Regions from separate parts of the Homo sapiens genome. Here region 1 is linked to region 2. The links are chromatin loops, found by intact Hi-C in ENCODE. Cell type or tissue: sigmoid colon. All regions are shown on one strand.

What was found. Hi-C counts contacts between places; a loop is a spot of excess contacts. Peaks named below come from ENCODE experiments on the same cell type or tissue, not always from the same donor. Only the 100,000 strongest peaks of a DNase experiment are listed, where the experiment ranks them.
Region 1: it touches region 2 in a loop (2.7-fold over the local background); 14 of 110 quality-filtered maps call a loop at or near these places.

Annotation. Positions count from the first base shown.
Region 1 is chr9:20,936,622-20,944,621 of GRCh38, reverse strand. All of the region lies in intron 28 of FOCAD (focadhesin), which reads right to left. Among named protein-coding and RNA genes, the nearest start is that of HACD4, 91 kb to the left of the region's middle. RefSeq lists a silencer at 3,253-3,302. In sigmoid colon, a CTCF peak has its summit at 3,356 (motif pointing right); a DNase peak (open chromatin) is centred at 3,371.
Region 2 is chr9:20,549,496-20,557,495 of GRCh38, reverse strand. All of the region lies in intron 2 of MLLT3 (MLLT3 super elongation complex subunit), which reads left to right. Among named protein-coding and RNA genes, the nearest start is that of MIR4474, 51 kb to the right of the region's middle. RefSeq lists an enhancer at 5,550-5,609. In sigmoid colon, a CTCF peak has its summit at 4,393 (motif pointing left); no DNase peak of the experiment used is centred here; H3K27ac peaks cover 1,322 bases.

The DNA.
Region 1 (8,000 bases), 390 kb before region 2:
AAGCCAAAAAAGATAAGATGTTAGGATCATAAGAAATCCACACAATTGCTCTTCACTTACCACGGGTGTTTACAGAGCTCTCAAACCTTGGTGAGATGGCTGGATTCAAATTCTGCTGCCTAGTAGATGGTGTGCCCCATCATCCATGACAAGTACACATACCTCTCCCCTCAAAATGAAAACCTGACATCAAAACATGTATCTGTGGCCCATGCTAGTGCTGTACACCCCCTAGATAAAAACAAAAGGCAGGAAATAGTTTGACTTAAACTTTATGGGTGAGAAGAGGAAAAGGCATAAACCAGCTTTATTTGTGCCCTTACAGAAATGCTGTAGTTTTCCCTGCAACACCCCTACCTGCATGTTGAGTATACTGTGATCAGCTGCATAAGGAGAGAAAAGACTAAAATTCAGGATGTGAGCTGAGGATATCTGACTAATAGCAAAGAAGATAAATGCAAGGCATGATTATGAGGTACTACTAAGTGTTTCATGTTTCCTAGTCAACTTCAACAAGTGGAATTTCTTTCCTAAAGAAACTGTTTGTGCACAATGACATTAATCCTTCTCTCCCCTCTGATCTTGCAGAATACCACTGGGTCAGAAGAGAAAATGGACAAATGACAGGCTTGTCAAAAGTTACCCCATGTGACAATTCAATTGAAATCTAGGGCTTTGTGCCCCCAATTCTCCTGAATGAATACATATCCATTTAAAGAAAATAATTGTTCTCTCAGAAAACTTCAAGATAGTATGGTAAGATAATGCAGCTTGTGGTAATGCTTTACTTTAAAGAAAAAAAGCTTTTGTCATTGTTTTTTAAATGGAGAAAATGCAATGTTTTTTCAGAAATCACCCTTACTCTGGCTTGCCTTGCCTCTCATCATGATATCTGCTGCCGAAGAAGACATTCCAGGGCATTTCTCCAATAATGTATCTCAATGCCCACATGTTAGGTCATTTTGCTCTTAAACAGCATCTACCCCCTTGGTCAGTGTCAAGAACATTTGCATAATTTTATGAACATGTTACTTACTTCCCCCAACGTGCAAATGGAGCACCCACACCTAAAAGAAGATACCCAGAAGGATAGACAGGCTACAGGATTTGCTCAAGGTCACACAGAGAGCATCCAGCAGAGCACGGCCAATACAAGGGGATTTTTTTTATTCCTAGCCTTCTGCCCCATCTGCCAAACCCAAAGCCCCTCTCAGTGCCCTTCATGGTGCCATGATGGAATACGTATGAGAAGGCACCGTATCTCAAGTGTGTTTTTCTAGTTTCTGTTGCATAACGATCAGCCATTCAAAAATCCTTCGTAAAGAAGCTACTACAGTAATAATCCATCATTAGTCAGGCAGAACTGCTGTTACAGCTTCGTAAACTTAACAAGCTCAATGCATTTTCAACCAGTTAAATCAACATCTAAGATCTCAATAGAACATGCTTTTGAGACTAATCACATTTACGGAAGAGGAAAGGCTACTCTTGATTAATATGAATGTAAAGCCTTTGCTATTATTTAGAATCTACAGGGAAGTTTTTTGGCTATCTTTGTATATTGATGCATATAACAATTTGACAGAATTAGACCAAAGATATAATTAGACAAAATTTGATTAATACTTAGACACATTTGACTGTTGTTCTCTCTTTGACTATTTAACTGCTACTTATGCTTAAGATTTCAAATGTTACTTCCTCAGAGACATCATCTCTCGCCCAGCAGAGAGCCTCTTTAATACTCTCCCACAGCACCCTGTGCTAATTTACTTCATACAATTTTAATTATAAACTCTGATGAAAATTATTTGGGGTATTGGTTGATTATTATCTCTTCCCTGGCCTGAAAGCTCCATAAGGGTGGGTATACCTTTTCTGTTTTTTTCCCTACCACAGTATCTGCTGCACCTAGTATACTGCTTGGCGTATACAGGCACTCAACCAGTATTTATTGAAAGCTGAAGAACTAACCAAATGAAGAATTTTAAGAGTCTAGAGTAGAGAGAAGATCTACAGAGGAAGAAGAAAAAAGCAAGGCTTGATTCTTATGTTTAGTAGTAGGCAAATTTTATAAGTAGTAAAATTCACTGAACGTATCATGCAAGATTCAACCAAGAAAATTCAGTTTCTGTTTCTTGCCAGACTAATTTCAGAAAGAGGAATATTGGGCTCATCTGGAAAACAAATTCCTCTCAAAGCTCATTCCAATAGGGTTTAACTTTCTGAATAAACAAGGAAGTATGTAAGTCTTGCTTTTCAGGCTATCCTGGGCACATAAATATCTCTATCCCCTAGATTGAAGCCCCTCTTTCATCATCTCAGGAGATAGATGTATTAAGGCTTTGAAAAACACATCTGTTTCTAGTTCACATTTACCTAAAATTTATCATAGCAATTATTACTATAACCTGAGCAACGTTATAATTCACTAGCGATTCTATTCATTGCTACAGCGGCAGTTAAGTGACTGGTGTAACATATGAATATATAACAGTGTATGTATATACATGCTATGGCATATACATCTATTGCCCCTCTGAATAGGTCCCCTCTCATTCATCTCAATTTTCCAGTATGCACCAATAATGTAGTCCTAAAACTTTATTCCTGATTTCCCTCTGATTTCTAAATCTTCTATATTTTAATGTGTTTATTCTTGTTCTAAGTCTTAAAATGTTCCCCCAGGTGCTTAGTTCAGCAATTCCACATATTTACCTCATTCTAGCTTCTCTTTGATATGTCTGCCAGCTTTGAACCAAGAATAGCTTGGGCAGAGGTAGCTTTTATAACTTTCTGTCCACTGAAAGCAAAAAGGAGTTAAGTGTTGGTGTCTCCAACAGAGGAAATAAAAACAAATTATAATATTGGGTATGAAACTGAACTTTGGAGTTGCTAACATAAATGTTCTATAAGAGTGCTAACAAATGATAAAGATAATTTGAGTTTTTAAATTCCATACACTATTATGTCATTACTTATTTGAATCTATTATCAGAGTATATTAAAATATCACCAGCAAAAGAAATCCTGAAACTTAAAAGCTAAGCAATTCTGATATTTGTGTTGCTGCATCAACTCAGATATATATTTTTTAAAATTAATCAGAGATGAATCTTCAATTCCCTAGTTTACTGTAGGCAATCCTGCAGATTAAGTACTAGGCCATCTAATAATTAGTTCTAATAACAGTTAACATTTATATAGCGCTTTGCCCTTTACAAAGCGCTATACAAATGTTATCGCATTTCTAAAAGCTCAGTAGTAATTAACCAAAGCTTGGGTCATTGATGACTGCATGACTACAGTTACGGCTGTGAGGATCACAATGGCACAATGAGCTACCACTAGATGGCAGTAAAATCTTAGTGATAGGCTCACGAACACCAGCCTGGCCAGGTGTGCGGGTTCTTTCAGCAGGGAGATGTCCATTAAATCGGGAAGCATGGTGAATTTGCTCTGGGTGAATTCTATCATTTGAGGGAGTACACTCCCGCATCTACTAACTACCTTCTAGTAAGACTTCCACTGTTTCACTTGAGGGAGGCTTGCCCTAGACTCCTGAAATCTCATTAGATAAGGGAATACTTTAAATCATGAGTCAGGCTTTCAGGTCTGGGTCTAGTTAAAAAGCAGAAGGAAGAATTAAAATATTAAAAAAAAAAGTGTGGGTGACACTTGCATGTCAGAAAAAAAATAAATACACAGTATACTGTCCAGCATCAAACTGCTTTCCTTCTATTGAAATGTGTTATCCATACTGTGTTATGTAAGAAAGAAAAATGGCTTTGAAGTCAGATGTCCCAGGTTTCTCTCTTGGCTCTGCCACTTATTAAGCATATGACCCTGAAACAAGCCTCCTATCTGAGACTCACATTCTTTATCTGTAAACCAAAGTGATGATGATTCCTACTTCAGTATCATGTTTAGGTTGTGACATGGATGTAACTCCATGAGAAACAGATGTGAAAATGCCTAGCTCAGTATGCAGCTGCTCAGTAAGTATCAGTTGAACCTGAAGCCAAAAAGAGAACTATGCTGGGTGCAGTGGCTCACATCTGTAATCCCATTACTTTGGGAGGCCAGGGTTGGGAGGATTACTCGAGGCCAGGAGTTCAACACCGGCCTAGGCAACACAGTAAGACCCTGTCTCTACAAAAAATAAAAAAATTAGTCAAGCATGGTTGCATATGCCTGTAGTACCAGCTACTTGAGGCTGAGGCAGGAGGATTGCTTGAGCCCAGGAGGTCGAACTTGCAGTAAGCCATGATTGTGGTATCACTGCACTCCAGCCTGAGCAACAGAGTGATATCCTATCTCAAAAAAAAAAAAAAAAAAGGGAGAACTGCACAAGGACTGACACCTAGAGAGCATTAGTAATGATGAAGCACTAAACTTCATTAACCGTAGAACTAAAAGTTTGGAGAGGATGGAAGAAGGACTTCTTGAAGGGCCTGAGCTTTTAATTGGGCTCTAACAGACAGGCAAGTGTCCACTAACTGGACAGGAAGTCCAGGCCTACCCGTCTCTCTCTCAATATAGTTGTTCATTAAAAAGGATAGAAAACCAAACGCAGCATGTTCTCAGTCATAGGTGGGAATTGAACAATGAGAACACTTGGACGCATGTTCTCACTCATAGGTGGGAACTGAACAATGAGAACACTTGGACACAGGGTGGGGAACATCACACACTGGGGCCTGTCGTGGGGTGGAGGGAGGGGGGAGGGATAGCATTAGGAGATACGCCTAATGTAAATGACGAGTTAATGGGTGCAGCACACCAACATGGCACATGTATACATATGCAACAAACCTGCGCGTTGTGCACATGTACCCTAGAACTTAAAGTATAATTTAAAAAAAAGAAAGAAAAAAAATAAAATAAATTTAAAAAATAAAAAATAAAAACAAAAAAAAATAAAATAAAAGAAGGTAAGAATCAACAAAGAAGGTAAGAATGAAGAAATAAGAAACTTATTAGTAACAAAAATAAATTTTAAAGTTAAATATGCTTGGACATACGAAATTTTTAAACACCTCAGTATCTGTATGGTGGGTAATTCATCCCCATGGTACTCCCCGCATTTAAACAACCTTCCTGAAAACTGATGGAGACAATGCCTGAAAGTCACTCCTGACTGTGCCACTGGCTAAAGTTGGCGGCATCTTAATCTCACATTTTTTCCCAACTTTATAACATCTTGAGCTAAGCTACAATGAACATCTTTGGGTGGTAAGAGGAGGCAGGAGGGATGGAAAGAGACATGAAAATATCTTATTCCTAGGTTGTAAAAGGCAATATAAATGCATGGATTAGGTTCAAAATCTCAACTCTTCATTGGATTCAAATAACAGCTAAATTTCCCTATTTTTCTCATTAATCATTTTCTATTTTCAAGATACTTCAACCATGCCATCAAACTCTTTCTTTACTCATATTCAAACCACACTCTTTTTTTTTTTTTTTTTGAGAAGAGAGTCTCGCTCTGTCGCCCAGGCTGGAGTGCAGTGGCACGATCTCGGCTCACTGCAAGCTCCGCCTCCCGGGTTCACACCATACTACTGCCTCAGCCTCCTGAGTAGCTGGGACTACAGGCGCCTGCAACCACGCCCTGCTAATTTTTTTTCTGTATTTTTTTTTCAATTTTTAATTTAATTTTTATTAAGGTAAAATATACATATAAAAGTACCATCTTTATCATTTTTAAGGGTACAGTTCAGTGGTAATAATACATTTATATTCTTTTTAAAAAGTAAATCAGCAAAATGACTGAGAAAAATATTTGTAATAAATATGGTAGACTAAAGTTCATGTACATAATATATAATGAATTCTTAAAAATTGGTAAGATAATCTTTTTTTAATATATCTACAATCTTTCTTTTCTTTTCTTTATTATAAGTTTTAGGGTACATGTGCACAATGTGCAGGTTAGCTACATATGTATACAGGTGCCATATTGGTGTGCTGTACCCATTAACTTGTCATTTAACATTAGGTATATCCCCTAATGCTATCCCTCCCCACTCCCCCCACCCCACAACAGGCCCCCGTGTGTGATGTTCCGCTTCCTGTGTCCATGTGTTCTCATTGTTCAATTCCCACCTATGAGTGAGAACATGTGGTGTTTGGTTTTTGTCCTTGCGACAGTTTGCTGAGAATGATGGTTTCCAGCTTCATCCATGTCCCTACAAAGGATATGAACTCATCCTTTTTTATGGCTGCATAGTATTCCATGGTGTATATGTGCCACATTTTCTTAATCCAGTCTATCATTGTTGGACATTTGGGTTGGTTCCAAGTCTTTGCTATTGTGAATAGTGCCGCAATAAACATACGTGTGCATGTGTCTTTATAGCAGCATGATTTATAAACCTTTGGGTATATACCCAGTAATGGAATGGCTGGGTCAAATGGTATTTCTAGTTCCAGATCCCTGAGGAATCGCCACACTGACTTCCACAACGGTTGAACTAGTTTACGGTCCCACCAACAGTGTAAAAGTGTTCCTATTTCTCCACATCCTCTCTAGCACCTGTTGTTTCCTGACTTTTTAATGATTGCCATTCTAACTGGTGTGAGATGGTATCTCATTGTGGTTTTGATTTGCATTTCTCTGATGGCCAGTGATGATGAGCATTTTTTCATGTGTCTTTTGGCTGCATAAATGTCTTCTTTTGAGAAGTGTCTGTTCATATCCTTTGCCCACTTGTTGATGGGGTTGTCTGTTTTTTTCTTGTGAATTTGTTTGAGTTCATTGTAGATTCTGGATATTAGCCTTTTGTCAGATGAGTAGATTGCAAAAATTCTCTCCCATTCTGTAGGTTGCCTGTTCACTCTGATGGTAGTTTCTTTTGCTGTGCAGAAGCTCTTTAGTTTAATTAGATCCCATTTGTCAATTTTGGCCTTTCTTGACATTGCTTTTGGTGTTTTAGACATGCAGTCCTTGCCCATGCCTATGTCCTGAATGGTATTGTCTAGGTTTTCGTCTAGGGTTTTTATGGTTTTAGGTCTAACATGTAAGTCTTTAATCCATCTTGAATTAATTTTTGTATAAGGTGTAAGGAAGGGATCCAGTTTCAGCTTTCTACATATGGCTAGCCAGTTTTCCCAGCACCATTTATTAAATAGGGAATCCTTTCCCCATTGCTTGTTTTTGTCAGCTTTGTCAAAGATCAGATGGTTGTAGATATGTGGCATTATTTCTGAGAGCTCTGTTCTGCTCCATTGGTCTATATCTCTGTTTTGGTACCAGTACCATGCTGTTTTGGTTACTGTAGCCTTGTAGTATAGTTTGAAGTCAGGTAGCGTGATGCCTCCAGCTTTGTTCTTTTGGCTTAGGATTGACTTGGCAATGTGGGCTCTTTTTTGGTTCCATATGAACTTTAAAGTAGTTTTTTCCAATTCTGTGAAGAAAGTCATTGGTAGCTTGATGGGGATGGCATTGAATCTGTAAATTACCTTGGGCAGTATGGCCATTTTCACGATATTGATTCTTCCTACCCATGAGCATGGAATGTTCTTCCATTTGTTTGTATCCTCTTTTATTTCATTGAGCAGTGGTTTGTAGTTCTCCTTGAAGAGGTCCTTCACATCCCTTGTAAGTTGGATTCCTAGGTATTTTATTCTCTTTGAAGCAATTGTGAATGGGAGTTCACTCATGATTTGGCTCTTTGTTTGTCTGTTATTGATGTATAAAAATGTTTGTGATTTTTGCACATTGATTTTGTATTCTGAGACTTTGCTGAAGTTGCCTATGAGCTTAAGGAGATTTTGGGCTGACACGATGGGGTTTTCTAGATATACAATCATGCCATCTACAAACAGGGACAATTTGATTTCCTCTTTTCCTAATTTTGTTTCCTTCTCCTGCCTGATTGCCCTGGTCAGAACTTCCAACACTATGTTGAATCGGGGTGGTGAGAGAGGGCATCCCTGTTTTTTTTGTATTTTTAGTAGAGACAGGGTTTCACCGTGTTAACCAGGACAGTCTCGAT
Region 2 (8,000 bases):
GCAATAACGATGATGTGGCAAAAACTGTCAAGCAGGGCTTTAAAGGTTTTAGCTATATTAATTCATTCAGTTTACAACACCCCCATCAGGTAATGTTGATTATAATTCCCATTTTAAAGATGAGGAAATTGGACCACAGAGAGATTAATTGGCTTAAACTAGTAAATTGTAGAGGCAGATTTTGAAACCAGGTAACCTGCTACCACATTCCATGCCCTCAACCCCACTACCCCACTATGTTATTCTGCTCTCCTACCAAATTAGCAGTTCACAGCACCTGACCAAAAGCCCCTGCTTAAGGAAGAATGGTGGAATTTGAGGAGGACTGGGTCTGTTTTCTTGGTGGTATGAACAGGGGCCAGGAGGTGGGAAAGTGCAAAGCTTGTGGAGGAAATGATGTTCCTGAGACTCCAACTGCAGGTGCAAACCGAGGAGCTGTTGTTAGTTAAAGACTGGAACAGTAGGTTGCGTTCTTCTTCTGAATCGTAGTCATTGAGTGCAGACCGACTGCTACTGGTATAGCTCCATGGTCTTCAAATCTTGTGCTGATTGCATACGTTGTCATTATAACTTAGGTTGTTTCAAAATACGTAATTTGGGGCATATTGTAAAAATTGGCTTTTAAAAATAGGCCTTTTACATAATATACTTAAGTAGAGCTGATGAAAAATCTAACATTGTCATACCAGCCACCATTCATTAAAAAAATCAGTGAACAAGCTCTTTAATTGGAAACTTATCTCTCCCTGTTTACTTGAACTCTTTTGTTATCTTATTTCTCCCCCAACTTTTATTTATTTATTTATTTATTTTGAGATGGAGTTTTGCTCTTTCGCCCAGGCTGGAGTGCAGTGGTGCGATCTCGGATCACTGCAACCTCCTACTCTTGGGTTCAAGGGATTTTTCTGGCTCAGCCTCCTGAGTAGCTGGGATTACAGGTGCCCGCCACCACGGCTGGCTAATTTTTATGTTTTTAGTAGAGATGGGGTTTCACCTTGTTGGCCAGGCTGGTCTCGAACTCCTTACCTTGTGATCCGCCCACCTCGGCCTCTCAAAGTGCCGAGATTACAGGTTTGAGCCACTGCGCCTGGCCTTCTCCCCCACTTTTTATTCTAATATAATACATGTTCATGTTTTAGAGTCTTTTATGGATTATCATGTCATACTTATGTAATAAAAATATATCAATACTGAAAATTAAAAATATCCTATGCCTCAAGGATTATTTAATCCAGAAGTAATTGTATAAATATTTCCATTTGTGGAATGGAGTTGATCAAAATAACATGATTATATTACAAATTCTGATAAATGATTGATAAAAAATAAAAATATTTCTGTTTATACATTCATCTATTGCATATATACAGGTGTTTTATTCTTTATAAATTCGTTTATTACTAGATGAGAAAAGATTTGGCATCATTTTTATTTTCCCTTTTTCTTTTCTGTGTAAGATGCAGGCACTGAAAAAACTTGTCAAAAATGAAAAAGGGAGTATTATAGCAGTGCCAGTCAATTGTTTGGAGTTTTTCTGAAGTTATATGGCAAAACTCACACAGTAATCTCATCAGAACTTATTTTTAATGATTTGTTGGCAGATGGCTTAAAGAATGGATGCTCCTGTAATTTTGTTTGAAGCAATCCAACTTGCAAAAGCATTTTGTTCCCTTTTAGACGTCTAGAAATGTTTCTTATTTATTTATTTGCATCAAGACCAGTTTGCTTCTAGTGGGTCTCCTCCTTGTTGCCTGGGAGGTTTTATAATCGTGGGCAGTGTGCCTAGTGAGATGAGGGGAGGGTGGTGGCTGAGAGGTATGCCCACTTTAGGAAGTGAGAGGCAGTTAGGAAAGAGAAGGGAAATTCTCAGGCATATTATTTTACAAGGAAGTTGAAGATGGAGAGATAGTTGTTTTCCTTTAGAGTTTTCATGTGCCCTAAATGTTATACATAGCCCGGTTTAAAGACCATCAGTGTAGAATGTAGTAGAGTAGTGAGATTTTAAGTTTTATGTTTTCTCAGCTTTATGGGTTCAAGAACTCAGTTGCAGCCTGGGTCTGGTGGCTCACGCCTGTAATCCTAGGACTTTGGGTGGGAGAACTGTTTGAACCCAGGAGTTCAAGACCACCCTGGGCAACATGGTGAGACGCTGTCTCTATTAAAAAAAAATAGAACTCAGTTTCAGCTCTAAAAATTTAGGTTGGAGGCTAATACTTACAGAGGAAACTGTGTTTTCAACCAAAATGCTATTTCCGGCATGAAAATAAACCAGAGAATCCAGTGTAAGATTAGGTTAAGATGATTTGTGGGGTCAGTTAGATGACCTTCAGGAGGAGTGCTATCTGAAGACTCGTCTGGCCACCCTGGGGAAGGGGATGATTGGGAGTGGCCACCACCATATGCTTTATCATATTTGTTTAGCTTCACGAAACACTTCTTAATTCGACACCAGCTGACTACTTGGTCTAGTTGTAGTTAATTAATTAGAAAGGAATAATTAAAATTAAGATTAAAATTATTGTTTCTTACAGACTTAAATTCTCTTTCCACCGTTCATTAGGCAGTTATTAATTTAGCCACTTCCGTTTGAGTATCTGCAAAGTAGTTAATTTAGTTTTTCAAAAGTAGTCATTTTTCACCCTCATTTTATTGGTTAACAAAATAATAAATTACTTAAGTACAAGAGCAAATGGTCAAGAACAAAAGCAAAAAGCCAGGTTTCGGAACAAACAAGATGCCTTGTACTAAGTATATTATGGGAGAGGTACTTAATAGCTATATACATTTGCTCTTTGGAGGGTGTCACCCATGTATTTTACAGAGGGAAAGTAGGTATCCTTGTCAGATTGAGAGGTAAGTGAAGTCAGTTAAAAGTTTAAAGTATATATAATCAGCTTTGTTTTGCTGAACTTTGTTTTATTGAGAGTTTTGTGCAATTTATAATATTGTTTCATTGATTTTCTTTCTTATTGCATCTTATATGGACTGTTGTAACATTCTGTGAGTATATTTTGTTCATGTCATCCATTTTTGGTGTTCAGTAATTTTAAAAATGAATTTTAAGTAGGGACAGGAGCTTGAATATGTAATTTGGTTTTATGTACCAGAAGATCCATCAGAAACTGAGTAGCCAAACTTGTAACAACCTGTATTGGTGCATATTCTGCCAGACTATGAATTTTCTTAAGTAATAGAGAACAGAGGTCTTTAAAAAATTGTGAACTGAGATTTTTTTAAAGGTGAAATGAAAGCAGTACTGTACAGGAAATTAAGTTTTTGGGTAAGGAAGTGGAATTGGTTTGATTGAAATTGTTAATGTCTCTTTAATGAGGGGTTATATGAAAAATGTTAGGCAGAAAGTGTGATCCAGTTAAAAATCCTAAATATGAAATTGATTCAGTTTGAACAAACAGTATTTGGAACTGAACAGAGAGGAAAAGGAAAATTCTTATGTGGAAGAAACTAGTCATTATCAAGGGTATGAAAAGCTGCTGGACCATTACAATTGATTTGCTTTTCTCTAAAGAGAAATACCTGACTCAGAGATTTGTGATTTTAGTATGTGAAGTTTTCCTCAAATTAGTATTTAGTATTCTGGGAACATTTTCTTTTGCCAGGAGGGTTGTGATTGTCTATTTTTGTGAATTGTAAATTAAAAAAAAAAAAGCTGTTTATTTTTTGTCTTGTACAGGCAAGGAAAGTTTCTAATGTAGTTATAAAAACTTAGTTACATATTCAAGCTCCTGTTGTTTCCTGTCTTCTAGATCTGTAAGATAAGAATGTCTAAAAGGTCAAGTAATTTGACCAGCCTTTTGGGGGAAGTCCAGTGAATAGTAGAATAATATTTAGAGATGAATTTTCTGTCATAGGCATGGGATAAACTCTATTTCAGTAGAAAGGCAAGATAATGAGCAGGATCTTATATAGACAAATCGTTCATTCCAAACATGCTGGCTCTAGGAGGTGTTCAGTGTGTTTGTTGAATGAGTGTTACAGATGAATTGAGGTCAGATGGAATTGAGGTCAGATTTCTCCATGAGTGGAGGGATTTTTTTTCTCTCATGTCCTGGGCACCTAACACCATGCCTGGCACATGCTTGTCAGCTGTCCTTTGTTGAATCTGCGAATAAATGTGAGGCCGACTCAACAACTATTACCTCCTTGTGGATATGCATATAAGCTCTTCTAGAGTATTTTGGGGGAAGAAATAACCAGAATGTCTGCCCTCTCTTCTTCCTTTGTGAAACTGTTTTCTACAGTTACATTTAGTGTCGAGAAATGAGGGCTTTTTTGTTTTGTTTTAAGTGGCTTTTAAAGTTGCTCCAAGATTCATGAGGTTAAAGTATAAAACTTTAATACTTTAGAAAAATAAGGACTTAATTCTGGATTCTGACCTCTGGTGGTGAAGAAGAAACACCTATTACTCATAATAAAAGATCAGATTCTCATATGTTCTGTAGTACTTTCTGGATGTCCAATGTAGGGAAAGTCTTAATTAGAAAAATACAAATTTTGTATGTGGTTTTGAATTTTCATGAGACAAAAATTTTATTTTTTTACCTTGCAACTTTTTGATAAGCATATAAAAAACATTTAGGTTGTACCTTTACAAGGCTCATTACTGAAAGTGGTTTTTTATTTGGGACCTTGCCTGATGAGAAAAAGTAGATTCTACGTGGGATTTTTATATGGTAATACTAGTCTTATATTTGACTTCTTAAACTTTCTATTAAAACTATTTCCTAAGTAAATCTAAGGTTTATTTGGATAACAGTTATATTGTTATCAAGAAAAACATGAATGTATTACTTGGGAGGAATGTCAAGGTAGATTATTTTGGGTCCTTAAAAATAAACTGCTTATCAGAAACTCAAAACTCGTCTTTATTATCACACCTATCACTGGGCTCATAGGTTCTGTTCTCGCCTCTTCTGCTCTCAAACCGTCTATTCTGCCCCAACAACAACAACAACGATAACAACAACAAACTGGGAAGGAGATGTTCTAGCAGCTAGAGTCTAGCTGCTAGTGGTGCCGCATGTGATGAGCTGATTCTGCTCACACGAGTGATGTCAGCCTTAATTAAAAAACAAAAACTTGAATTTTGGTGGCTGAGGAAATTAAAAGGGTAGATGGAACACTTGCTACCTTGCACCTGAACTCTACCTTGTATCTACTGGGTGGTCTTTTGCAAGTGACTTAACCTTATTTTTGGTGTGTGTTAAATAGGATTACGAATGCTTCCATTTCTAAAGTGTAAGAAGGCTCTGATGTGAGTGTAAAGTTCTTTGCAAACAAGACTCCAAGTAATAAAATCCTAAAAACATCTTTGCTACTGTTGCTCACTGTCCTCTGCCAATATGCTTCTGAGAATTGATCAGAGCTTTATAAAAGGAAAGTGGTTACAGTATGTCAGGAAGCAAAACCCGTGAGAAATAAGTAATCCATAAACTTTACAGTCATAAAGGGATCCGGGTGGGTGGATCTGATGACTTGGCAACTCAGAGAGGGAAGCAAGTGTAATTGTTGATTTTATCAGAGCAGGTTTGTGTATTTGTTTGTGCACGTAGGGGGATGGGGGTTGAATGAAGACTTAACAACATGAATTTCGTGAGGTTACAAAAGTCTACTGCTGCATAAATCGTAGGTAATATGTTCATGTCTATAGGGTGTAATGTTAATGTTCAATAAAAATTAATATCAAAGTCTGTCATAGATTTTATGTTTTGGGGCCTCCAGGTAAATGGTTTGTATCATCATTGGGAATTTATGGAAGTTGATTTAAGTATACAGTAGTTAGCACTCTATTAAATACTGAAGTCATGCACTGTGTCACCTTGATCAATGAGCAAGTTTTTTTTTCTTTTCTGATTCTGGAATTTCAGCACTTTCAGCTTTGAAGGTTGCCTTGGGTTTGTTTTTGAATTAAAAGTGTCACAGGAGAAAGGCTGATTGTTACATTCATGACCAATCAGAAGGGTCTGTAGGACTCAAAATGTTTGGTACATTCCTTAAATTAGAAGATATGCTTCTGGACTTTTCCCAGGGAAAGCAGGTCCATGTAATAATTTACCAAAAGGAAGTTGGGAAAATGAAACATCACCTTTTGTGAGAAAGAGGATGGGGTGGGGAGAGTGCTTTAAAGTGATCTTTGCTTTGTGGAATGCATTGGATTAAAGAGTCACAGAGGCCACAAAAAGCAGCTCAGTGAGTTATCAAATATAGGAGTACTTGAGAAATTAAACCAGGTATGTTATTATTCTTTCTTGGGGAGCCTAAAAATAAACTCAAGGATTGGGATTGTTCCTTTTACTTTCATATCTGCTGGCTGCTAAAGGCAATTGGAAATTTTAGCCAACATATTGACCTACTTGATTTTCACGATGAGTATTTTTTTCCTCAGCCGAATTGGCCATTTAAAGAAAACTTTGTGGCTGGGTGCTGTGGCCCACGCCTGTAATCCCAGTCTTTGGAAGGCTAAGGTGGGAGGATTACTTGAGGCCAGGAGTTTGAGACTAGCCTGGTTAATGTAGTGAGACCCCATTTCTACCAAGAAAAAAATGAAAAAAATTTAGCTGGGCATGATGGCACATGCCTGTAGTCCTAGCTACTTGGGAAGCTGAGGTGGGAGGATTGCTTGAGCCCAGGAGGTTGTAGTTATAGTGAGCTATGATCATGCCACTGCAGTCCAGCCTGGACAACAGAGTGAGACCCTGTCTCTTAAAAAACTAAATAAATAAAATAAATAAGACTTTGTAACATATTAAACAAGCTTTATCATATTAAAAAATACACACAGCTGGGCACAGTGGCTCATGCCTGTAATCCCAACATTTTAAAGAGGCCGAGGAAGTTCAAGACTAGCCTGGGCAACATAGTGAGACTCTGTCTATAAAAAAAAATTTAGTCATGTGGTGGTGGTGTGTGCTTGTGGTCCCAGTTACTCGTGGGGTGGGAGGATCACTTGAGTCTGGGAGGCCGAGGTTATGGTGAGCTGTGATTGTGCCACTGCATTCCAGCCTGGGTGACAAAGCAAGACCTGTCTCAAAAATAAAAAACAACAACACACACACACAGTGAAACGAATGGCACCAAGGAAGAAATCCAAGTGCAAGAAAAGAGGGAATCATACAATAAGAACAATAGGGTGGAAAGCCAGGGTGAAATACACATCTCTGATGAAGGAAGGGCTGTGTATCTGGGTCCTTACTTTTCCCCTTTTACTTGGGTGCTTCTGTCATTATTATTTGTAAGTCACTTCTCTCATGAAGTGCTTTGAGCTTTTGGGGCAAGTAAGAGTAGAGAAACTAGAAATAGTTGGCAATTCATTATCAACCTTGTTACGTGGGATTAGAACTATTGTCTAAGATGGGATTGTGAGTTTTTGAATTGTAGGTGAGATTTTAATGCGTGTGTCCATGCCCCCATTATTGAAGTGGGTTTGGAGTTCATGATATTAGAAGCAATTCCTTAGTTAGCAGTTCTTGTAGATGAGTGATGAGCCACAAGATTTCTGTTGAGATCAACATTCAGTTGTATGAAATTCTTGAGGTGCAGAGGGGAGTAGAATAGGAATTTCCTAATTTGGTTGGATTGACTCCATTTTGGAACTAGATTTTCTGCACGCATGTGCTAAGAAGAGAGATGGTGGTCACAGTGAATGGATCACTGCGCAAAGATCTTTGGTGAGTAAATGTGGAAAGAAGTTTTCATGTATTTGTATTTCTGTCAGGGTGGGATTAAAAGGTCTGAGTAGGTAGTGGTCTTTATAATTCTCAGACCAGCCAAGGTGAATTTGATAGTCTTGGCTGTACAGCGTAGTGGTTAAAAGCATGCCATTTGGAGCCAGACTGTTTAGGTTCAAACCTTAGGTCTTCCGCCAGTCGCCTGTGTGACCTTTGTTCATTAACTGTCATTTCCATACTTTCTTCATCTTCAGAATGGGTCGCATAAAGTACCTGCTTTCTAGAGTTGTTGGGCAGATTAAACGAGTTAACTAC